Linked DNA regions of Mus musculus: all the other regions are linked to region 2. Evidence: chromatin loops called from intact Hi-C (ENCODE). Cell type or tissue: heart. All regions are shown on one strand. Region 1 has its middle 20 kb from the start of Gm14642. Region 2 overlaps Gm36911 (a long non-coding RNA gene). Region 3 has its middle 38 kb from the start of Gm14642.

Evidence for each region. Peaks named below come from ENCODE experiments on the same cell type or tissue, not always from the same donor. Only the 100,000 strongest peaks of a DNase experiment are listed, where the experiment ranks them.
Region 1: it touches region 2 in a loop (1.9-fold over the local background); 4 of 42 quality-filtered maps call a loop at or near these places.
Region 3: it touches region 2 in a loop (1.8-fold over the local background); 2 of 42 quality-filtered maps call a loop at or near these places.

Annotation. Positions count from the first base shown.
Region 1 is chr2:173,410,022-173,418,021 of GRCm38, reverse strand. No RefSeq gene overlaps it. Among named protein-coding and RNA genes, the nearest start is that of Gm14642, 20 kb to the right of the region's middle. In heart, a CTCF peak has its summit at 900 (motif pointing right); a DNase peak (open chromatin) is centred at 3,891; H3K27me3 peaks cover 1,859 bases.
Region 2 is chr2:173,348,646-173,356,645 of GRCm38, reverse strand. All of the region lies in intron 1 of Gm36911 (a long non-coding RNA gene), which reads right to left. Among named protein-coding and RNA genes, the nearest start is that of Gm36911, 5.8 kb to the right of the region's middle. In heart, no CTCF peak of the experiment used is centred here; DNase peaks (open chromatin) are centred at 2,615, 4,105, 4,635, 7,075 and 1 weaker place; H3K27ac peaks cover 1,741 bases.
Region 3 is chr2:173,428,887-173,436,886 of GRCm38, reverse strand. No RefSeq gene overlaps it. Among named protein-coding and RNA genes, the nearest start is that of Gm14642, 38 kb to the right of the region's middle. In heart, no CTCF peak of the experiment used is centred here; DNase peaks (open chromatin) are centred at 1,346, 3,476 and 4,486.

The sequences.
Region 1 (8,000 bases), 61 kb before region 2:
GTACACCTGACGTCATATATAAGTCAATATACATTTTAATTCATTTATTTATTATTTCCCTTCCCTCTTCGCCTCTCAGCTCTCTCCCCAATCCCCCCTCCATCATCCACTTCTCCTCCTCCCTTTCTCCTCAGAAAAGGGGAGGCCTCCCATGGGTACCAACCAGCCCTGGCATATCAAGTTGTACTAAGACTAGGCACCTCCTCTCCTATTCAGGGTAGACGAGGCAGCCCAGTTAGGGGAAAGGGATGCAGAGGCAGGCGACAGAGCCAGAGACAGCCTTGCTCCTGCTGCCAGGAGCCCCACATGAAGACCAAGCTACACAACCGTTACAGATGTGCAGAGGGTCTAGGTCCGTCTCCGTGCATGCTCCCTGGCTGACAGTTCAGTCTCCGTGAGCCCCTGTGTACCCAGCTTAATAGTTTCTGTGGGGTCTCTTGTGGTGTCCTTGACCCTTCTGGCTCCTACCCTCCTTCCTCCATTCTTCCACAGGATTCCCCAAGCTCTGCCAATGTTTGGCTGTGGGTCTCTGCATCTGTTTCCATCAGCTGTTGGTAAAGCCTTTCTGATGACATCTATGCTAGGCTCTGTCTGCAAGCACAGCAGAGCATCATCATCATAAGCAGGGTCAGAGGTGGGCTTCCTCTCATGGCCTGGGTCTCAAGCTGGACCAGACTCAGGGTCAGAGGTGGGCTCCCTCCATTCATTTGCCTACAAATTTCATGATGCCATTGCTTTTAACAGCTTAGTACTACTCCATTGTGTAAATGAGGCACATTTTCTTTACCCACTCCCTGATAATATTTTATTTTTTTAAAATTTTGTGTGTGTGTGTGTGTGTGTGTGTGTGTGAATGCATGTCAGTGTGGGTGCCTGCAGTGACCAGAAGAGGGCACCAGATCCCTGCCTATGCTTACACCACAAGGGCCTGCAGCAGCCATGGAAACACACAGAGCCTCAGCAGAGGCCTTCCACCCCCCTCAGCCCTTCTAGGAAGCGTAGCTGTTGGTGTGTGTGATCTGTGCCACTCACAAGCTAACTTCAGCATTCAACACCATCACTAACTCTCAGTGTCTGTGAGTGGATTTAAGATATAAAGGAAATACCGGGTCGGGAACCTCAGTGGTGGTGCCCGGGACACCTGGGCTCTGTCTGTGGGAACCAGGTTCACACCAAATGATATCAACCTCCTGTCTGAGATATCCTCTGCAGGTGGGAGGCCAGGCTACTCTCTCCCCCCGCCCGCTGCCCTCAGCCAAAGCCCCTTATATTCCTTACCCTCTGGGCCACCACTAGGGACTTCCTGGCACTGGGGATAGTCACTGAGAGGCTTGGAGAGGCTGAGGGGCAGCCATGCCTTGTCAGCCAGCCAAGCCCCTCCATTTTTCTGATGGGTAGTCTGGAAAGCCGTGTGTTGTTATGTTGTGCGTTATGGGTGGACATAGCCTACCAGCTCCTTGGGAAAGACAGACTTCAGGGAACCAACCACCTGTTTCAAGTGGCAACTTCCCTTGAATCTCTGACTCGGGAGAGGTCCAGTTAGCTGGGAAATTGTCCATAGACTGGGCCAGGCCTTTGTAAGGCAGGAGTGTCTCCTTCTCCACCCTTCTCCCTTTCTCCTCCCCCTCCTCCTCTTCCTCCTCTTCCTCTTCTTCCTCCTCCTCCTCCTCCTTCTCCTCCTCCTCTTCCTCCTCCTGCTCCTCCTCCTCTCCCTCCTCCTCCTCCTCCTCTTCCTCCTCCTCCTCCTCCTGCTCCTCCTCCTCTCCCTCCTCCTCCTCCTCCTCCTCTTCCTCCTCCTCCTCTTCCTCCTCCTCCTCCTCCTCCTCTTCCTCCTCCTCCTCCTCCCCCTCCTCCTCCTCCTCCGACTCGGGTTTCAGGCCCACTCCAGCGGTAAGTCACCCAGAATTTCCTGAGGCTGTTGTTGCTTCAGATTAAGGGTTAGAGACACAGGGAGCTGTCATGGAAGCAGTCCACGGTGCTACAAAATGACTCCCGGTTTATTCTGTGCTTTGGAGGCAGCAGGGGCATTGCCCCAGCAGGGCTGTTGATGTTTGGCTCATGAAATTCTTATGCTTGCTCGTCACCAAAGCAGCAAGCAACTCTGAGCTCTGACCCACTTAAGAAACTGAAGCAGGCTGGGCGGCGGCGGCGGCGGCGGCGCATGCCTTTAATGCCAGCATTTGGGAAGCAGAGGCAGGTGGATCTCTGTGAGTTCGAGGCCAGCCTGGTCTATAGAGCAAGTTCCAGGACAGTCAGAGCTACACGGAGAAACCCTGACTCAGGAGAGTGGGGGCAGGGAGAAGAAGCATCAGAGTGGCTGGGATGGTCCCAGAGTCCCTGGTCCCTGGGTGAGGTGGCCCGAACCCTCTTACAGTTTGGAGGAAGTGACTCGTGTTTCCATGGTGAACTTTGTTAGTGTTTCTAAAGGAGTGGGGAGTGCATCCCCTCAGCAAGAGAGCTCAGAGGACTGGTACTTATGGGAAGAACTAAGTACTCCGAGCTGGTTCAGCAGAGCCACTTGGTGCGCTGGAAAGTTGTGCCCAGATGCATGGCTCCACGCTGAACAAAAGGAGGAAGAGAAAGACAGTTGAGCCCCAGCATCCATCTCCTTCTGCTTACTGACCTACAAAGCTGTAGACAAGCAACCTCACATGTGTCCACTGCCTCCACAAAATAGCTCACAGCCTCACCAGCCACGCCTTCCCCACCCCAAATCCTTCAGGCCCCTGAGTTGCTGCTTGCTGACTATTTGGTCTTAGCAGGGAGAGAAATGTAAGTAAGACCTGGGAAGCAGCTATGCTTTTGGCTACTGGGATGACCTGGAGAAACGGAGTCCCCTCTGGACCGCAGCTTCTTCACATTGGAAGCCAAGCATCAGATCAAAGACAGCGTTGGCTGACGCTTGACGATGGCTGCCCACCTCACTAGCTGGAAGGTTTACGGAGACACAGGAGCAATTTTAAAACTTTTAAATATCTTTTTTTCTATAGGGCCGCCTTCCATTTTTGGTTTCTGACCCCCAGCTGTAACTCAAGTGAGGGAGGGCTTTCTGTTTTGTTTGGTTGATTTTTGTGCTTCCCCCTTTCCTCCATCCTTTTGGGTGCTTTGAGTGGTTAAGGAAGCATCCTAAATAAATCATGGTGCCAGAAGATTCAGGTCCTGCGGGTGACCCTAGTGTAATTAGCTTTTGAGAAACAGTGGCTGCGTGTGTGAGATTTGATCCAAGGAGGACCCTGACATCTTAGTGTCAGGACTCCTGTCCAAGGCTTGGGCTTGGTGACTTTAGCATTAGCTCACACACTGTCTGGAGATATACCCTGAACATCTGTGAGCAGAGGTGAGCTGTGAGCCTCCAGTGACCAGGTCAGGAGACACAGCCTGAGCACCCAACGTGATCTCTCACAGCCCTTACAAATGACCCCGCTGCCTGTGCCACCTTGAGTCTCTCTCCTTTTAAAACTTGATATTTTATGAGAGACACCACACACCAACAGACTGGCTCTGTGCTGTGACTGTCAATCACACTGCCTGGCCCTGCCTCTGCCCACCCTGCTGAGTGCTTATTGTCCCTTGGAAAGCATTGCAATATACAATAAGGCATAGCTATTCTGTGTGGGCACCCTGGTCCCCTGGCCCCCTGGCCTGGTGGCTTCCTGAGGAACCACTCCCTCAAAGACCACTGTTTTGCATTCCTTCAACGCTGAGGAAGAAGGATGGCCACAGTCCATCTCGGGGGGTAGCTTCCTTTCTTCTCCCCACCTCCATGATCTTGGCTGCAGTTCCCAGCAGCCGCCTTCATGGCAGGAGGCCACTATGTTCCTACCCTGTCTAGACAGCCAGTGTGCCAGCCATTGCCGGGCTGACCCGGCTGTCTGTGCATGCACGTGTACATGGCTGTTAATTACCCCAGAATGTCTGCCCCAGCTGCCGCTGGAGAAATGTAGGTCATCCGGGTACAGCGGCGACCACGACTGGCAGCAGCGGCGTGCACCAGGGATCAGGGTCACCGTGGCCAGGGATCTGGCCTGCCCGGGGCCAAGGTGCCTGATCACAGGCATTTCAACCATGTCCCGTGGCTGTTTCTTGTGCATACTTCACAGTATTTTGCACATTTTCAGCCTGAGGCAAGTGGCTTTTCTGGAGCAAAGACTAGCACAGTGCGGCCTTGTGCATCTTAAATACAACCTTTCCTGTAGCCTTCTTCCACGGAGCTGGAGCCTTCTATGAAGCAATTTCCCTGGAAATGGTCAGTTCCCTGCTGCAGCCACCTTAGCAGGAAGCCCCGGATCACACAGCAGCCAACGCAATCTCCTCGTACACTCACGGGTGGGGAAGCCAAGGTTCAGAGATGCTGCACAGCTCCCCACAGTAACAAGTGCCTTACACCGGCCTCCTTGCCTGTGTGGTAAAATCTCTCTGTTAGTTCCCTGGTGTCTCATGCATGCTTGCTCCAAGTTTACAGATGGGAGAACTGAGGGCCTAAGGGGCCAATCACAAAGCAAAAATGATTCAAGCCAGGACTGTCTACGTGAGATGAGCTAAAATCTGCACAGCGGGGTCAGAGTCCAATGCTGGTTTGGATAAATCATTTGTGCTTAGAAAATAGGAACTAATAACTGAGGTTTGTTGTGGCTGCAGAGACCCCTCAGCAAGAAAGCGTGGCCAGGCCAAGAGGTGGCTCCAGGCAGTCTCTGAAAGCCAGGACTGCCGTTTCCAAGATACTGACCAGCATGCAGCCTCCCTCTGCCCACCTTGCCCCGAGTTAAAGAGAAAAAGATCAAGGGCCAGAGAAATAGTTCATCAGGTAGACAGGGTCGCTATGTGAGCCCTCGGGACCCATGTGAAGGAAGAGGGAAAAACCAGTCCTGACCCCCACATGTGCAGTATAGATGCCGGTACTCATATATCACATGCTGATGCTGACGACGACGGTGGCGGCGGCCATGATGATGATGATGGTGGTGATGATGAAGATGATGGTGATGATGATGATGGTGATGATTGTGATGAAGACTGGTGGTTGGTGACAATGACAATGATGACTATAATGACGACGACGACGATGATGATGATGATGACAATGATGACGATGACGAAACAATAAAAAGTTTTAAAACTCAGGTGGAGGCCATCACTCGGTAGGTAGATTGTTACCTAATGGGAAGCCCTTGGTGTGAGCCTCAATACCACATGAACTAGGGATAATGACACTTGCCTGCCATTCCAGTAGCTAAGAGATAAAAGGACCAGAAGTTTGAAGTCATGCTTGGCTTCACAATGAGTTGGAGGCCAGTCTGGGCTACACAAGACCCTGTGGTATAATCAGAAAGAGTCTCCTAGCTAGCTACCTTGAAAGACTTGTCCTCGGAACATGGCTTTTGTCTGGACGCCTGACAGTAATGACTGTTTGTAAACTGGTCACTTGCAGAAAGATTGGGGGGTGGGCGGGGGAGATGACAAGGTTGTGGCCCTGACTCCAGGTGGTGTAGGGGAGGGGTGGCAAGGAGGCCGGGTCAGGCTGCACCTCCAATAGTGTGCTATACATATGTTAAAATTCACAGGGGCTGGGGACATGGCTCAGAGGTAAAGTTTTGTTGCCTGAGCATGGACTCGGAGTCTCAGGACCTTATGAGCGGCACAGGGGCACACACAAGCAACTCCAGCATCGGGGGCGCTGGAGAGAGGATGTTTGAGTTACTGTTCTACTGCTGTAATAAGCATGACCAAGGCAACTTGCAGAAGGAGGGGTTTGTTAGGCCTCCGGTTCCAGAAGGTCAAGCGTCTATCACCATCGCAGGGGAGCCGCAGAGGAAGCAAAGATGGCGTCTGGAGCAGTGATCTGAGAGCACCCGTCTGAACTCTAGCACAAGTAGAGTGAGGGAGCCTGGAATGGCTTTGAAACCCTAAAGTCCACCCCCAGCAATATCCTGTAGCAAGGCTGGGTACACCCTGAGCCTCCCCAGACAGCACCACCAACTGGGGACCAAGTGTTCAAGACCTAAGACTGTGGTGGGCCTCTCATTCAAACCTTTACATAGGCCTAATCCCTGCAGCTCATGGAGTAGCCATTCTAGCCAAAATGGCTAGCTGAAGATTCAGTGAAAAGCCCTATATCAAAAATATGAGATCGATAGGAATTGAAGAAAACATCCGAGGCTGGCTTCCAGCCTCTGAGTGTGCATGCTCACACAGGCACACACACATGCACACACACATGCACACACACATGCACACATACATACACTCACACATACACATACACTCACACATGGAGGGAGGGAGAGAAGGAGGGAGGGAGGGAATCCTTGGGCACCCACATGTTCACCTTCTATTCTGTGGGGCTAAGCTGTATTTGTGCCTGTCTGCTCTCTCTGTGGCAGGCTGTGTTTTAAGAGGACACTTACTCAAGGGTGTCTTTGTGACCATAAGATGTTCCAGACACAAAGAGAATTTGCCCTTGACTTTTGGTGGATGTTTTAATAAGAACATGGTATCCTGGAAGGACTGGGCCAAGAGATGCCAACAACTGGGGGATGCTTCCACCTTAGGTGATGGGAGACTTAACACTGGCCTCAGCTTGCCTTTCAGCCCAATGCCTGCAAATCACATGGCCGCCTGAGCCTCTGAGCCCCTGCTGTTATTAGTCTCCCCATTTTTCTGTGGGAGTACATGAGGCTCAAAGAGAGCCCTGTGCCATCTCTAGAGCCACCTGGTTTGGAAACAGCAGAAAGCAGGTCGTGAACTTGTAACCCCAGTGCAGAAGCATCTTCCCCAAGGACCGGGCCTCTAAGTTCTTCTTATAGCAACTGGGATGGGGATGAGTGTGGGGTGCAACTGCCCCCTTTACAGAGGGCTTGCCCTGTGTGGGAAACAGCCTGCAAATGCAGAGGTCCAGGGAACCCCAGAAACGCAGCCTCCTGTCTGGTTCATATGTCCAGCCCAACTGCTCCCAACTTCTCTCTCCATCCACCAGAGCAAGTGACACTTGTCTTAGAGCGTCTCTAGGACAGCTCCCTGTTCTGACACCTATAGAAAGGCAAGAGGGGTGGCAGCCAGAAGTCACCATCTGGCATCCTACAAGCCTGCAAGGAAAGCCAGCCCCAGCTGAGATTAGGACCAGATTATGTTTGAACTTGAACCGTGGTTCCTTCTCATGGTCTTTGAGGACCATCTGGAGAAAGCCAAGAAGGAGAGAGGAGACACAAAAGGCTACACACACCATCGCACACGGAGCCAAGGCTCAGCAGGTGCTATGTTCCATGCATAGCTGTTGAACTGCTGGGCACCACACTAGGACTTGCCTGGGAGGAAGGAGTTGTGTGGGGGGCTACTGGGATCTATAGGCCCGAGAGCAGCTAGAGTCAAGCTCTTGGAAGCCTGACAAAAGTGTCCTCGTGGCTCACACTCTGTACAGTGCTTTGTCACCTCTTCACAGAGTGAAACGTGACTTGTGTGGGTCACCTCACCTTAACGGTGAGTCACACCTGGTTCTAGTCTCTTGTGACTATCCCTCAAGGGGCAGAAAGTCCACGAGACGGTCATTTTTAACCCTTTTACTGATGGGACTGAAGAGACTCAGTGAAGAACCCCTCGTGATGCTTCTGGGCTGCTCTGCAAAGCCTGTGCCCACTCAACCCAACCTGCCATTGGGTTGGGTTGAATCCCATTGGTAGTGTCTTTCTGACCTGGAGCTTGGCTCTGGCAGGTGCTGTCTGACCCTGTGACCACTCGGACAGACTCAGTCTTGGCATTAGTGGGAGCATTTGCACACAACTCCGTTGCCAGTTTGCAGGCCATGCTGTTTCTGGGGCCATAATTTCATTTTTAACTAATAAGGATGTTAAGATCTGCCTCATGGGCTACAGAGGTCAGCAGCAGGTGCAAAGGCCCTGAGGTAGCTTTTGGTTCTGAAAAATGAACTAAAAGGAGCTGCACACATGCACACACATGCACACACTTGAACACACACACAAACATATACAAACACAAATATGCATGCA
Region 2 (8,000 bases):
TTGATCTTATATTTTTGAGAACAGAGTCTCTCACTGAGCGTGGAGTTCATCAATCAGCAAGACTGACTGACCATCGAACTCCAGATCTGTCTATCTGCCTTCCCGCCTTGGAATTACACTTCGCTGCACCCAGCTTGCTATGTAGGTATCGGAAATCCAAACTTACATACTCAGACTTGCACGCCAGAGACGTTTCCCAGCCCTTCAAATTAATTAACTGATTAATATTTTAAACTGTATTGACTTAGTGTGCTGCTGTGCATGCACAGAGATCGGACAACAGTTTGGGCAGAAGTGGACGGGGCTTGTTTCTTCCCTTCCCCATTTGAGTTCCAGGAACCAAACTCAGTCAAGTTTGGCAACCAGCTCTTTTATCTGATGAAGTCTTATTGGCCTGGACCGATGTTTTGTTTTTTTGTTGTTTTGTTTTTTTGTTTTGTTTTGTTTTTAAAGAAACTCATACTGAAGAGAACTCCGAGGTGCTTTAGAGGAAATGCTCAAGACATTGCATGACTGTGAGGAAAACTCCCTCCTTGTGGAACAGTCAGGGACTGAAGATTCACACAGGCTGGCCCGACACAGGGCTCACCCGGAGGATCCCTGCTGTCCTGGAGTGTCTCACTGAGCTGTGCTGTGGCCTGGCCACCAGCAGCGCCCTAGTGACTCCAGAGGGCAGCAGGAGTAACAGGCCTCTCTCTCCCCAGGTGACAGGCAAGAGTTACCTCAGAGAGGTGCTAGCCAGAGCCACCCTCCTGGCTCTGCAGGCATCGGCGGCCCTGTGGGGAGAGGAAGATGCACTGATTCACATGGTAGAGGAGAGGTAGGCCATCCTGGGTCATCAAGCCAGCGGCGCTTTACGCTCCTGCTCAGGCGCTGAAGCAACTGAAATCAGGCTGTCTGGCCTTTGTGTGTGTGTGTGTGTGTGTGTGTGTGTGTGTGTGTGTGATATAATCATTTGTTTTGAGCAGCCAACTCGTGGAAAACAATTCAAAACAAACACACCATAAAGCAACATGTGGATATAGGTTGGTAAAATTCGTGCACAGTTTTGAATGTTATTCTGGGTCATCTGGGTTCAGTGAAGAAATGTCTTTGTGAATCTTTGTTGTTGTTAACAACAACAACAACAACAACCAACAACTTTGTAGAAAAGCACTCCCATACCAGATTCTCTGTGTTCAGTAAACACAAGCAAATCCCATTGTTAGGGGCACACACACACACACACACACACACACATACACATACACACACACACACACACACATACACACACACACACACACACACCACATACACAAACACACACTGGGCATACATGATATACAGAAAGACAGCATGGAACAGACTAGACACATGCAACAGATAGACAACATAGAGGCCAGGAACCACAGTCTACAGACAGACAGAAGACACAGGAGAGAAGTGGAGACCTCGGATTTGTGCTCACTCTTGCTTTCACTATTTCACAAGCAGGTCTCCGACCTTGTTCCTTACTACAGCATCGCTATCGGTGCACAGCACCCTGGGGCCTTCACTTGCTGGTGGACCTGGGCAAGGGTTTGCCCAGTTCACTCTGCCTCAGTTCTCTTTCCCTTTAAGCGACTGACCCAGCTCTGCGGGGAGAAGACCTTTAAGAGGGAGATGTGACAGCCTGGTGCCTCCTTGGAGCCTGGGCTGTCCTCCATGAGCTCTTTCTCTCCTATCACGATGATATTTGAAGATGGTGGTGGTTTGGCTCTAAGGACAGTCCCTTACAGCACTGGGTTACCAGTGATGACTTTAAATCAAACAAGAACTCCATTTTGTTTCCTGCCTGAGACACTGTCTTCTCTACCTTCCTCAGAAGCCAAATAGCCAGTGTGTGTGTGTGTGTGTGTGTGTGTGTGTGTGTGTGTGTGTGTGTGTATGTGTGTGTGTGCATCCCAAAAGGACTTATATGCAGAGGCACTCCCTCTCATGACCCTCACGTGAGTTTACATACGCATACGCACAACACATTCTCAGAGGTAGGTGTGTCTCTGCCATGCAGAAACTCAGGCCAAACTTGAGTCTGGAATATCAGACTTAAGGAGCCTTTGCTGCAAGTATCTTTCTGGGACAAATGGCCTCTGGGGAGCCAGGAGGGACACAGTGATACCCATTCCTTTGACTAATAAGCTGTGAGCTTTTAGACCCCACTCTGATCTGCCAGGGGACAAAGGATCAGTGGGAAACTTTAGGGGCCCTTGCTCTCCATGGTGACCAGTGGCCTAAAATGGGGCTGTGCTGAACACCCTTCAGGATCTAAGATGGAACTGATCCAAGGCCCAGATGTCACTAGGATGCCAAGGCCCAGATTCACTACCTGCTTGTTCCAAAAGAGCTGGAGAGAGAGACACACAGAACCAGGTTTTGCTTGTTGCTAACGACAGAGTCGAAGGCCGAGAAGCCCGGAGAGTGAACGCACAGTGTAAGATGTCAGTGGAGATGGTGACTCAAACACATCCTCTGGCCACTGTCCTGGTCAGCTGAGTCCTCTCCGCATGAAGCCAGTGTGGCAGCTTTTCCATTAAAATCTCCATTTGCATGGTTTCATGGCTCGGTCATAAAGTGAGACTCTACAGATAAACAGGAGCCCTGTGGGAAGCTGGCTCTCAGCTTTCCATCCGTAATTGTTTTCTATGTGACTCACTGGCTTGCTCTGTGTTCTGACGGGTGCTGGGCAGTGCTACAGTCGGGGTATCACACAGACACTGGGGAGGGGTGGTCATAACCTTCCTTGCCCCTGACTGACTGATGTTGCCCTGCACTTTAGATCTCTTTGTATGGTGTTCTCAGTTCCCATGCCTCTGACCTCACACTTCACACTGCTGTCCACGATGTGCACAGTTGGGGCCAGTACCACAAGCCACAGGCTACGACCATGGACCATAAATGCCCTGAGACTCACTGGAAGGACAGCCAAGGTGGGTTCACCCAGTCCTCACGGGGTTCTCTTGTGGTCCAGAAATAATACCCTGACACTCTGTTATTTCACTACAGTGTTGAGCAAGACCCGTTGGAGACAATCCCAGGAGACTCCAGTGGGGACCGTGAGCCCACCCCAAAATTCCCCAACACCTCAGACTCTGATCTCCACTAGGTACACAGGCCATCTGCTCTCTAACCTCCTAGTGAGCAGGAAACGTGAAGCTTAGAGTAATGTCCCATTTATGCATCTGTGCACACTCTGACACAGGTACATGCCCACATGTGCACACACACACATAAAGATACAGACACACTTGCATGTGTGTATATATGTGTGTACACATATACAAAGATGCACAAACAAGCATACACACGGACACATTTATATGTGCACATACATGCTTACATGGGCACACACACAAATACACATGTGCACACATGTGCTTACTCCACAAATACACACCCAGGAACTGTTGGAAAACATGTTAACAAAAAAAATAAACAAACAAGTTGGGAAGTGGAGAGCAGCCTCTCCTTTGTGTGTTCTTAGAGTTTCTTTCATATCCCAAAGGGAGAATGGGGAAAGGACTCTCTACCCTGCACAGAACTGGTCACATCTTCAGAGCTAGATCTAGGGCTTCAAGGCAGCCTGGCAAGCTATGAGCAAAGCAAGACATTTGTGAACAATTCATGGCTGCAGGAAGGGCCCAGAGCCACGGGTTTCTGCTTTCTGCCAGGCCAAGGGCAAGCACACGCACTCAGAGACTCAAGGCAGGACAGACTCACATTCTGTTTGACCTTGGGGTCAGCAACTCTCTAAAGAAACAGATCACATAGATGCACTCACACAGACATCACACACACACACACACACACACACACACACACACACACACACACACACACACTACCCTCTGAGCAAGACGGAACCCTCTCCCCTGAAGGATGAAGGACGAGCCGAAGCCACGGGGACCCAGAGTCTGCACATTCTGCCCGCACTCCATTTCCTGGCAGTGTTCAATATGAACTTGGCAAAAAATCAGAAGGCAGGGGCTCAGGAATGAAGGGATGGAACGAATTACCCTGAAGATCAGACGCTCGGGCTCAAGCCCAGGTCCTCGCAGAGTCTTGCGTGAAATCTTACAAGCAACATAAACAGAGTCGGGGCCAACATCACCACCAGAAATATTCAATAATAAAAGCCAGCTGTGGCCCCAGCCCTTCCCAGGCAGAGCTTATGGTTCCTGCCACTGGGAACGCTGACAGAGGCAGAAACTGCCAAATGAGAGCCAGTTTCCTTTCCTCCCAAAGAGGGAAGTGTTTGTGAGCTGCAGTCTAAACATTCACTCAAAACTCCAACCGTCCATAAAAATAATTTAAGATGCAACTTCTCGGAACCTCAACTGATGAGATGGCCAGACCCTGGCTGATCCTGTTAGGGACAGGCGCTTTGACTCTGGATCTCTAGTTCTGAAAGGCGCTGGGTCCCTCTCTGTAACTTCATCCCAGGTTCTGGAATCCAGCATGCTGGGAGAGGGGGTGGAGTGCTGCATATGGTAAAAACCCACAAGGCTGGGCCAGATATGGAGACAGAGCCCTGCAGCTACAGCCCTGTCCGCTGACCATGGGATCCCAAAGGAGCTCTGGTGATAAAATCCAAGCTTGGCAGGAGGCACAGCAGGGTGGGGAGGACGCCAGAGGACTTGAGTTCTGTAAGGTTCTGTGCTCTCACTTGCCTCTCAGAGAACACAATGGTCACACCTACAGAGTTCAAGTCCAGGGCGTGGGCTGTGTGGGTGGAGGAAACAGACACAGGGTCAGCTCAGACAGGGTGTAAGTCAGCAAAGAAAGAGGAGGGAGGCCCCAGGTGGATGAGTGCCAAGTTCAGAAGATAGTTTGATTGGCATCTCTACCCAAAAGACCAAAACAGTAAAGTCAGGTCTGGGAGCTGGCTCAGTGGGCAAAGTTTTTGGCACACAAGGCTGAGGTCCTGAGTTCGGTGTATGTGCAACCCCAGTTCTGGGGTGGGAGGTCGGGCATCCCTGGGGCTCGCTGGCCAGCTGGCCTTAGCTAGGCAATGAGCTCTGGGTTCAGGGAGAAACGCTGTCTCATAAAAAAAGTGAGGAGTCACAGAAGACACCTAATGTTGACCTTTGGTGTCGACATACATGAATGCATATCACAGATACACACATACACACCACATCACACACACACACACTCCACATCACATCACATATACACACACATACCACATGACATATATACACACAGCACATCACATACACACACACACACACACACACACACAATCATATACACATACATACATACCCACACCACATCACATCACACACACACCATATCTCACACACATACACACACACACACACTACATCACATGCACACACATCATACACACACACATATATACCACATGACATACACACAAAACACATCACATACACATACACACACGTGCACCTGAATACACACATGCACACACACAAAATTAAACAAAATCCAATTTAAACACACACATACACAGCAGAAGAATCTTGAAGAATCATGAAAGAAGAAAGCCCACGGCATTGTTGACTTAGGAATTTCACAGAGGATGGAACATGGAAAGTGGATTGCTGAGGGATGTGTAGAAGCTTCCCTAGGACCAGTGAGCCACAGACACAGCATCTCAAAGACAAGGGAGAGAGCCCAGCCTGTTGTTGAAAGCTTGCAGTGCACGGATTGGACATCACCCCCTGCAGCTCTATCTGTCCCACCCAGCATGCACTGTTGTGGTTTCTGTAGCTTTGTCCCCTCTTTCCCTTCCCCTTCCCCTTCCCCTCCCCCTCCCCCTCCCCCTCCCCCTCCCCCTCCCCCTCCCCCTCCCCCTCCCCTTCCTCTTCTTCTTCCTCTTCCTTGGCATCAGCTCAGTGGCTGGCATATATGTGTCTTTCATATTGAAGCAGGCTTGGGATCAGCCAGACTCACTCTGGAGTCAGAGATCTAAGCACTTTCAGACCAAAGTGGTGACCTCTACACATGGGGAAGGCTACAGAGAAGGTGCGGGAATGGGGTGCAGGGGTTCTAGCCTCAGAACACACAGCAGCATTCTCCTGGCAGGCTTATGGTCCATCAGGGATGGAAGATTCCTTCTCCAATGGGGCCGGGAAGGAGATTTGGTAAGGCTCTCTAGAACACAGCATCAGGACAGTGCCCAGCTGCCTTCCTGCTTGACCACTGGCAACCATTTTCCTCCATGTCAGTGGGGTATGTGTGGCGAAGCAGTCTCACTTTAAGCTGAGAGCAACTGCACCATGTCAGGCTAGAAAAATACCACGAATGAGCTTATGCCCATTATAATGGCCTTATGGTGACTCCACTCAGGAAGATCTTCCGGCCCTGGTGGACCAAAAGCCCTGTGAGACACATACTATGCCTCACCTGCTTCCTTGCTCCCAGCCTTCCTGGAATGCCTTCAGTCAGAGATAGTTAGCCAGGTGCCCTGTTAAACTGATCAGAGACCCATTGAGGAGTCAACCTGAGGCACTTGCCCAGGTCTCAGAGTCACTTCCCCTTCCGCCTGCTTGATGTCTATCTCTACCGAGTAAATCTCACCAAAGAGTTCAGAGAATCTGGAAAGAGAGTCAGATCTGCCGCTCCAAGCAGGAAACTCAATGGCAAAGGAGCTGCAGTTGGGGGCAGTGGGGGGAGGAGGTTACTTCAAAGGAGCCTTGAGGAGAAGTGCCACCCTTCTGTCTACATCTGTATTTATTCCTCCTTCTCCCTAGCCTTCCATGATGGAAGTGGAGCCACGCCTCGCCAGACTTCTATGCTGCCGTCATCAAAGGCACCGGAAGATATGGCCCTCGGTTATGACAAAGACAACCTCCACACCTGCCACTCAGAGCCAGGTGCTGCCCAGCAAGCAGACTGGCATCTGTTTCCCATCCATTTGTGTCTGCACAGAGGAGTTCTGTAAGGGCCTCTGCGGTGAGGCCTCTCTGAGGGTGTGGTCTGAACGCTTCTCCCTTTGACGAGATGATGACAGCCACATAACTGACTGCAATGACCTCAGCTGTCACAGGGCCGTCACAGCACCCACACTGGATATGGGGTTGGCCCCAGGCCTTCTCTCCTGCCTGTCTCACCTCAGAGTGCTTAATCCTCCTCTCCATACTTAGAAATGGTCAGTGAGGGAGGGATGGCCTCTCCACTCCACACACGTGCTCTCAAAGTCCTGGAGGGATTCCTCCCCCTCGACGCCTTCAGTTAAATCTCCACAGTACAGTTTTAAAGCAAAGTTAAAAGGCAGGGCAGATGGCCCAGTCGGTAAAGCATTTACTGCCCAAGCTTGATGGCCTCAGTTTGGATCTTCACAATCCATACAAAAAGCCAGTCTGGGGCTGGTGAGATGGCTCAGTGGGTAAGAGCACCCGACTGCTCTTCCGAAGGTCCAGAGTTCAAATCCCAGCAACCACATGGTGGCTCACAACCATCTGTAACAAGATCTGATGTCCTCTTCTGGAGTGTCTGAAGACAGCTGCAGTGTACTTACATATAATAAATAAATAAATCTTTAAAAAAAAAAAAAAAAAAAAAAAAGATCTAGAGTTTTTTAAAAAAAAAAAAGCCAGTCTGTGGCACAGGCCTGCGATGCCAGCCCTGGCAGGAAGTGACAAGAGTATCCTTGGATCTTATTGGACACCCAGCCTAGCCAACTGCTGAGCTCCGGGTTCATTGAGAGCTCCTGCCTCAATAAATAAGGTAGAGAGGGAAAGAAGAAGACAGTGAATGCCAGCCTCTAGCTTGCACACGTGCACACACATGTATATACACACACACACAGTTAAGTCCACTCTTCCCTTACAGCAGACCACTGCCCTGGGACAGCACTCTGGGACCCCATCCTGCAGATATTCAGGCAAAAGCCTGCAAGTAATGTGGCTTGCCTTTTTGCCTCTTTCCTTCTTCCTTCCTTTCTTCCTTTCTTTCTTTCTTTCTTTCTTTCTTCCTTCCTTCCTTCCTTCTTTTCTTTCTTCCTTTCC
Region 3 (8,000 bases), 80 kb before region 2:
GCCTGGAATTACCCCTCCCCTCCAGAGACAGGGTGTCTGTCTATGTTAAATGCACCTTTAGTACTTTACCAGGAAGTGGTTGGCTCTCTCTCAGTTGTCACTTCCTGCTGTTTACATTTTTGTGGAGAGGAAGAAGTGAGAGCCCAGGGCCTTCTTGGGTCTCTTCTGAGCATGCACCCTCTGTCAGCACACAGCCATGAGGAACCTGCTGGAATTTGAAGTGTCTCCATGAACAGTTTGGTGGCTGCTGTCTTCCCCTGCTCTCCGCCTGCTTCATGGAGCTTCTCTTCCTGGGCTTTCTCCTAGGCTTTTTGGTTAGCTCATAGTTTGTTCAAAATGTGGTTCACCGGAATCCAGCGGGTGAATCCGTAACGTCTTACCGTTTCAAAACAAAACAAAACAAAACAAAAAAACAAAACAAAATCTTCCACATTAGGTCAAATGAAGGCAACCTTGCAAGTAGAGTCACTCCAGGACAGAGTAACTACAGTTTCCTGGTGATGAGGCACTGTCCCCTCAGGGAGAGGCCCGGCTGCTGACTCTAGGCTGGGTGATGAGAAAGCTATGGAAATGCATCCGGTTAAAATGCTGCCAGGCGCTCCACAGTCACTCTCTCCCTGGAATTTTGCAGATCTGTGCTGGATTTCCAGAAGCCTGAGAAAAGTCAATTTGGGCATCTTTGCTAGTTTTGTCATGACTTTTGCTGAATCGAGAATTCTCCATTCTTGCTGATATCCATGTGACTTCCTCGTAGTTTTAGCAGGGAAATCTGAGATCCCACCTGTGAGGGTGACACAAAGTTTCCCCCTTTAAAAAAAACTTATGTATGTTTAAAAAAAGAAAAAAAAAAGTTGAGAAGCCCAGCCTGGAAAAGCTCTGTGCATGATTCTAACAGCACGATGCTCTGGAAAAGGCGAAGTGAGAGAGATCATGGCGCTGTTAGTGACTGACCTCAAGGGGCAGGGGCAGCTTGTCTTCCCAGGAGACAGCCATTGGTAGGGGTGAGGGCCTAACCCCAGGGCACAGGGCACAGGGGCTGAAGATATAATTGCCATTCATCTCTTGATTTGAGAATCTGCCCAGTGGTATAGCCACTGGCATGGCTGGTCCCAAGGGAGTTTGGTTGCAGAGACCGACCTGCCAGGCTTTTGTGCTAAAGTCAGAGGCCCTTGATGTATTATTCAGGTACTGATCAATGGCAGAGGCAGATCCATTCTCCACCGGTCCTCCTGGCTGGGGGCCTCTGGTGTGTTAGAAGCAACTGCAGCTGTCTGAAACATCTGCTGAGCTGCAGCCTCAGCTCCAGGCCATGGCTACCAGAGAAACATTCGAACCCATGGCCTGCTTCTCAGGCTGCTCTGACCTCTGAGTCCTCTGGGAGAAGCGGCTGTTCCCAGCCTCAGAGGAAAGGAAGGGTGGTCTCAGGCTTCACCCATGTTCTGTCTCTGTGTCCAGAAGTAGCTGTCATCAAAGGGGGACGCACTTGGGAGTTAGAAATAGCTGTCAGGGACTTGCCAGACCCTCAGGGTGCAGCAGCTGCCTGAAGTCGTTGTTTGCTGCCCCTGGGCTGGGTGACTGTAGCTGAATCACTGAGCCAGATGAGACCTGTGCGGCTCACCCTCCTACGAGGTTTGAGTGCAGAGACCATGTGGCAGGAATTTTGGCCCTCTGTGCTGGGTCAGGCTTGGTCAGGCTGGGTCAGCTGTGGGGTTGCTTAGGGTGGGAAGCCAGGACCTCAGAGCAGAGCTGCAGCATCTCAGTTTCTGACATTGAACTTCCTGAGAGGTCGTGAGCGGTCCATCCCTCCAGGAGCACAGGCAGACACTGGCTTTCATGTGGTAGGTGCTGATACCACCTGCTAGTGCTTTGGACTAGTTACATTAATATCGTTATTAATAATAGAGGCTGGCATTTAATAAGCACACAGTATATGTCAGGTTCTGTTCTGAGTGTCTCAGTCTAGTTAACCCTCACCTGCACACGCAGATGCTGCTGGGAAATCTGCATTCCATGTCAGAGGAAACAGAGGCAGCTCTGAGGGTCCGTTTCACAGAGTCACACAGCCGCACAGTCACGCAGCATCTGTGCAGAGGTGGAATAAGGAAACACGTCTCGGGCTTCACACAAAGGAAAACAATGAGCTGAGCACCAGCATTTGTCTCTCTCTTTGTGTGTGTGTTCCTAACTGCAGATGCACGTGACTGTCACCTCACGATCCTGCTGCTGAGACCTCTGGCCAGGATGGACTGTACTTCAAGCCGAGCCAAAAGGAACCCTCCCTGCCTCAAGTTGCTAGTGTCAGTGGTGAGGTAAGCACACACAGCAATCATCAGTAGCCAGTCTCACTCCCAGTAGGCAGGGCGGCACACACCTTTAATCCCAGCACTCGGGAGGCAGAGGCACTCGGATCTCTGAGTTCAAGGCCAGCCTGGTCTATACACTGAATTCCAGGACAGTTGGAGCTACAGAGAGAAACTCTGTCTGGGGGGAAAAAGAGAAATAGATGGACAGACAGACAAATCTAAATGATCCATGGATAGATAGATAGATAGATAGATAGATAGATAGATAGATAGATACATAGATACATAGATACATAGGTAGATACATAGATACATAGATAGATACATAGATACACAGATAGATACATAGATACATAGATAGAGATAATACATAGGTAATTAGAGATAGATGATTGATAGATGATAGATATGAATGATAAACAGACAGATAGATAGGTAGATATATACATACATACATACATACATACATACATACATACATACATGATAGAATACTTTTCCCACTCCCTCCCTGACCGTGGTGTCATCGGAGGCCTGGGTGCAGTTAGGGAGAGCATTTACACAGAGCACTCCGTGCCTGTACTGTGCCTGTACTTTGTCGTTTCTGGTACAGTGACTTCACAGTGCTCAAGACTTAGTTACTGCTTAGTGTTCATCTAGCTTTGTTCCCCAAAGACAGGGTATAGTCTACCCAGCTGGGAAATAGCCAGACTTCATAGTCCCCAGGTTGGCATGGAGACTTCTGGTGGTTTTGTGTTGTGTCCTTGCCTTCGAGTCATGATGACGCCTTGGCTCACTTCTCTGCTCATTCCCCTCCTGTGTCACGGTAGTCATGGTGGTCCACACTGATAGCTCTCATTGTGCTGGCTAGACAACCAGGCGTGGGATCCTGCTTATGATGTCGTCCATGTGTCCACAGAGCAGCACGGCTGACTCGATTCCCCCTCACCTTCTCTCTGGCGATTTCCCACACTGGCACAGGTCTATTACGATCCTCGAGACCTAGGACCTAGAGTTGCCAAGACAGCTAGGACTCACCCCTTGACCTATGTATTTCCTCACTGCCTCTGCCCTTCAGCTCTCCTGGGGGTCTGCTCCTGGCTGCTGAGAGGTTCCTCTGCACCAGAGCCAGGTGGCTGAACTGTTGTGAAACACCCACCCTGGATGTTATGAGGCGTCCACCCTGATGACCCTTGCCACATTGGAGGGGGGAGGATGTGGAAGAGTCCCTGGTACCATCCTCTCGGCTCCAGCCAGACCCAGCTGTGGCTCCTTCTTGCCCAGTTAATTCAGATCCCACATCTAGAGTCCTCTGGCCCCTCTCAGTTCCCACCAGACTGTGCAACATTTCCACAGTGTGGATTGGATTACATATTCCATGTCTCAAATCTGCCAATCCCAGCGTGGAGAAAAAAAACTCCCTGCTGTGTCTCCCAGGACCCTCTGTCCTACACTGCAGACTGGGCTCTAATGATGCCCTGGACCTGGACCTCCCCACCCTCTTGTCTCCTCCCCCCTCCTCCCTTCCTACTCTGTCAATCAGCATCACACTGATCAGGCCACTGGTTCCCCAGAGCTGTCTCAGAAGACATGGGTGGTGGAAAGGGAGACATTAAAGAAATGATCGCATCCATTTACTTAGTGCTGGTGGGTGGGGCACGTGAACGTCAGGGCATGAATGTGGACCTGGTTCTCTCCTTCCACTATGTGGGTTCTGGGGATTGAACTCAGGTTAGGTAGAGCCTTTATCCACTGAGGCATCTCACTGATCCTTCAACTGATGTCCCTGGCTCCTTTACCAATGCTTGGTCTCCCTCACTGGACCAAGAGAACAGACATGGAGTGGGTCTAGAGGACGGTGCAGGATGGATGAGGATTGGCCACACTGGTTAGGAGCGGTCATTTGCTGAGTGAAATCAAAGCAGGGGCCCTGGGGCCTATGCCCCCACATAGCACACACGGCTCACTCAGCTTGGACTTCAGGCATCAGGGAGGGCACAAACCTAGCTTAGGCCCCCGTTTCCACCACTGGGGTTGGGAGTATGTCTTTGAAACAGTATCAGCCACTTTCCTGAAGGGTTCCAGATGGCCCTCAGTTACAGATACCCAAGCAGAAAGAAGTGAGCCAAATCCTCCAGCCTCTACCCCCAGTCCCTGACCCATGTCCAGCTGGCTCCACCAAAGAAGTGACCTCAAACTCTGTGTGGCCAGCTGTATCCACTTCATGTTGACTCCACCTTAAAGCACTTCACTCTTTGGCCATTCACATTTATCAGCTCCATATCCCAGGCCCTGAAATCACCCACGTGAGTTAGTTACTGACACCCACACTAATTAAGCTAATTAAGAGTTTAAGAATTCTTTAATAATGGCCTGACTAAGATAGGTGAACGAATCCAAAATGCCTCTTGTTGATTAAGCTCAGGGGTACAGTGGTTTTTTGTGTGTGTTTTTTTTTAAGACAAAACTCGTAAAAGCCACAGTGTTCTAGGGAGGTTGCATCAGTGTTTGGGGCTGTGGTAACCTTGTAACATCTGTCTTTTTGCAGAGCTTAGCAGGAATTTCCAGACACAACACGACAATTATTTTTGATTTACACTTCCTCTGGTTATTTTAGCTTTATGTTTTAGCTTGCACAAACATTAATTATTTTGGTTAATACATCTGGACAATGGTTAGGGTCACAGACGGCCTCAAAAGCATTGGCAAGGCGGATGTGGTTATTGAGGGCTGGAAAGGCTGAGAAGGCAGATTCAAAATGGAGTCAGAACAAGAGAGTGTTACCTTAGTCTCTTCAGCCCAGTCCTGGATAGCACAGGCTATCCCACCCCCATCACCCTCTCCACCAGTAGCAGGTGTTCTCACTCTCGAAGACCTGAAAGTGGAAGTCAAAGAGCTGTCTGTGTGTCTCTCTTACACACAAGTTCATTCTGAGGCTGAGGTGAAGGCTCCCTTTTCCTCCCAGAGGGATTTATGCATTTGTTGTTTGTTTAGTTTACCTTTTTATTATGTCTCTTTGAGACAGAGTCTCATGTAGCCCAGGCTGGCCTCCAACTTGATATGTAGCTGAAGATGACCCCGAACTCCTGGGATTACAAGTGTACCGCCCATCGCATCTATGCGGTTCTGGGGATGCTCATGTTCAGTTGATGGGTAGAGTCTCAGACAGGAGTGCATTTCTGGGAGCTTTCCCTGGACTTCCCTCCACCAGTCCTGTGAGAGATCCAACCTCATTCCTATTTCTGAAGTGACTTTCATTTGTCACATGTCCACAGCCTTTCCTATAGCCACATGATGGTGTTTATAGCAACACTGAAGCTTTGAGTAAATACTGTGGTATCATCTCTAAAGGTGGAGGGGGCATGAGAATGCCCAGGCTGAAACAGACAAGGGGATAAGATAAGGTCATGATTATTTAGAAGTGGGAGAAGAAAGGTTGTGTAAATTTGACCCTGGTCATGTGTTCTGGCAAATTCCTCCACAGCTAATTACCACTGGGCAACTTCTAAAGACTCAGGGACTTCCAGTGAGCTCTTTAAAACTCAGGAAGTTGACAACCCAGGAGGCCCAGGAAGCTCCTGAAACTGACCAGATACTCTAGTCTCCTCCTTCCCCAAGCTTATCTAAGTAGTAAGGACGACTGGGGAGACAGAGACCAGCTGAGCTGCACGGAGGAGACACTCTCTGACCTGTTGAGCTGCCTGCAGGCTGTACAGTGAGCTCCAGGGTCTCAGCTTTCATGAGCTGTTACCCACGCTGGGGTGGCCTTTGGTGATACAGCTGTCTTTGAATCATTTCTGTTCCTGTAAACAACCCCTCACTTATACTTCTGCAAGTTAGCCCAGTAAACCCCTCGATTCTCCAAGTTGGACTTTGGTGGTACCCCACTTTTGGTTTTCTATCTGCAGAGAGTTGACATTGCTCATGGTTCTCAACGATAGCACCACACAGCCATTCAGTAGCTCGCCAACTACTATAGACACTCTCAGGAGACCCACATATGAACCAGAAAGCCATCTTACCAAGCAAAAGCATCTCAGATGACCCTTAGGTTGATCAGGGACACCAGTCACTCCTCTCACTGTGACCCTTTGCAGAGACAATGGCTGGTGGGCTGTGAGGTGCTTAGCAGCTAGCATGTTTGCAGGACCGTTACCTTTAAAATGTGCTCAGTTTATTGTACAAACACTCCTTCAAATACCATGCTTGTATGGAAGTGGAACAGACATCTCACCAAGTGGGGAGCAGCTAGTTGGGCCGAAACTGCTGCTCCAGAGTTCCACTGGGGAAGTCATCTCCAGCAAGGATGATTTGGAAGCCTTCAGGCATGGCCCAGGTCTTCTGTGAAGACCTTTGGCTGTGGCAGGCTAGGAAGATGGCACTGTTAGAGGGCCAGAAGGTCCTGACCGTGTCAGCCAGTGGCTAGCACTGGTAGGCAGTCATGTGTGAGTTCAGCAGAGACGCCAGAAGTTCAATGGTTACTGAAGCTATGGCCACACATAGAGTCTCCAAGCTCTCTTACTAATGGAGACCATTGCTAAGGTGTCTTAGGAGCACGGCAGTGTGCGACTAGGGGCTGCCTCCAAAGTTTCAACTTTGGTATCATTTCATTGAGCAGTAGCTTTGGGGCTCACAGATTATCAAGGCTTGTCCTGGGCTTGGCTCAGAGCCGAGTTGCCTGATGGCTAATCCATTCACACCTCAGAGGTAGGGGGAAATTAGGCAGTTCCTATTTTGAGCGGCCTCGTGGCAGGATCCTCCTATCTTTTAGGCATTATATTATTCTGAGTCACACAAAATGATTTTGAAGCCACACAAAAGAGTTTTACTTATGTCTTGTCTATTAAACACACACCATATACCAGGTTGGTCTCATGTGGGGCAATCCTCACACTAGATGGAGTTGCTATTCGATTCCCATTTCACAGGCAAGAACACTGAGGCGTTAGTGCACTCTGCCCAAGGTCCACACGGGTTATGTCCAGAATCCACCATTACTCTAGGCTTGTTGCGTACTGGAGCCCAGAAGAGTCCATCAATTCAATTTCTGACTGCTACACTGGCTAGATCCTTGTTCTGGACCATAGGAGGCCACAGCCCAGTCAAGGGGCGTGAGACACATGGACAAAGCATGGGTCCTTATTGTGATACTTGGCTCAAATCTAAGTTCAGCTCTTTGCCAGGAACTACAGCTTTTTAAGTCACAGCTTCCTAATGTGGCAGTGGAGACACATTAGATGGTGCCCACATGATATGACAGACCACAAAGATGACAGCATCGTCCTGGTCACCAGAGAGACTGGTAATCTGTGGGTCTCGTGCTGACATGAAAGGACTTTCCACACATTCAAATGTCTTCTTTTTTCTTCCTTCATTGTCTGACAATGTGCTTAAATCAGACCTTTCCCACGACACTGGAGCAGGTGGAAGACCTCTGGTACAGCAGAGGAAGGCCGTTAACAGCTCATCCCGATCTAGAACAGACTTCCTGACTCTCGTCTGCACGCGAGACCTAGGCGGTTGGCTCTGATTCTGAGGGACAAGACATCGCTGCCCATCTGGGTAATTAGTCCTTCTAAGTTCGGGTCTGAGGCTCAGTGCACAGCGCATCCTCAGGACCTGGGTTCTGGGTTCCACAGCGTGGGTGCCGACTCGGGGCAGGGACACCGACTTGAGGCCCCGGGCTGGAGAGGAGCA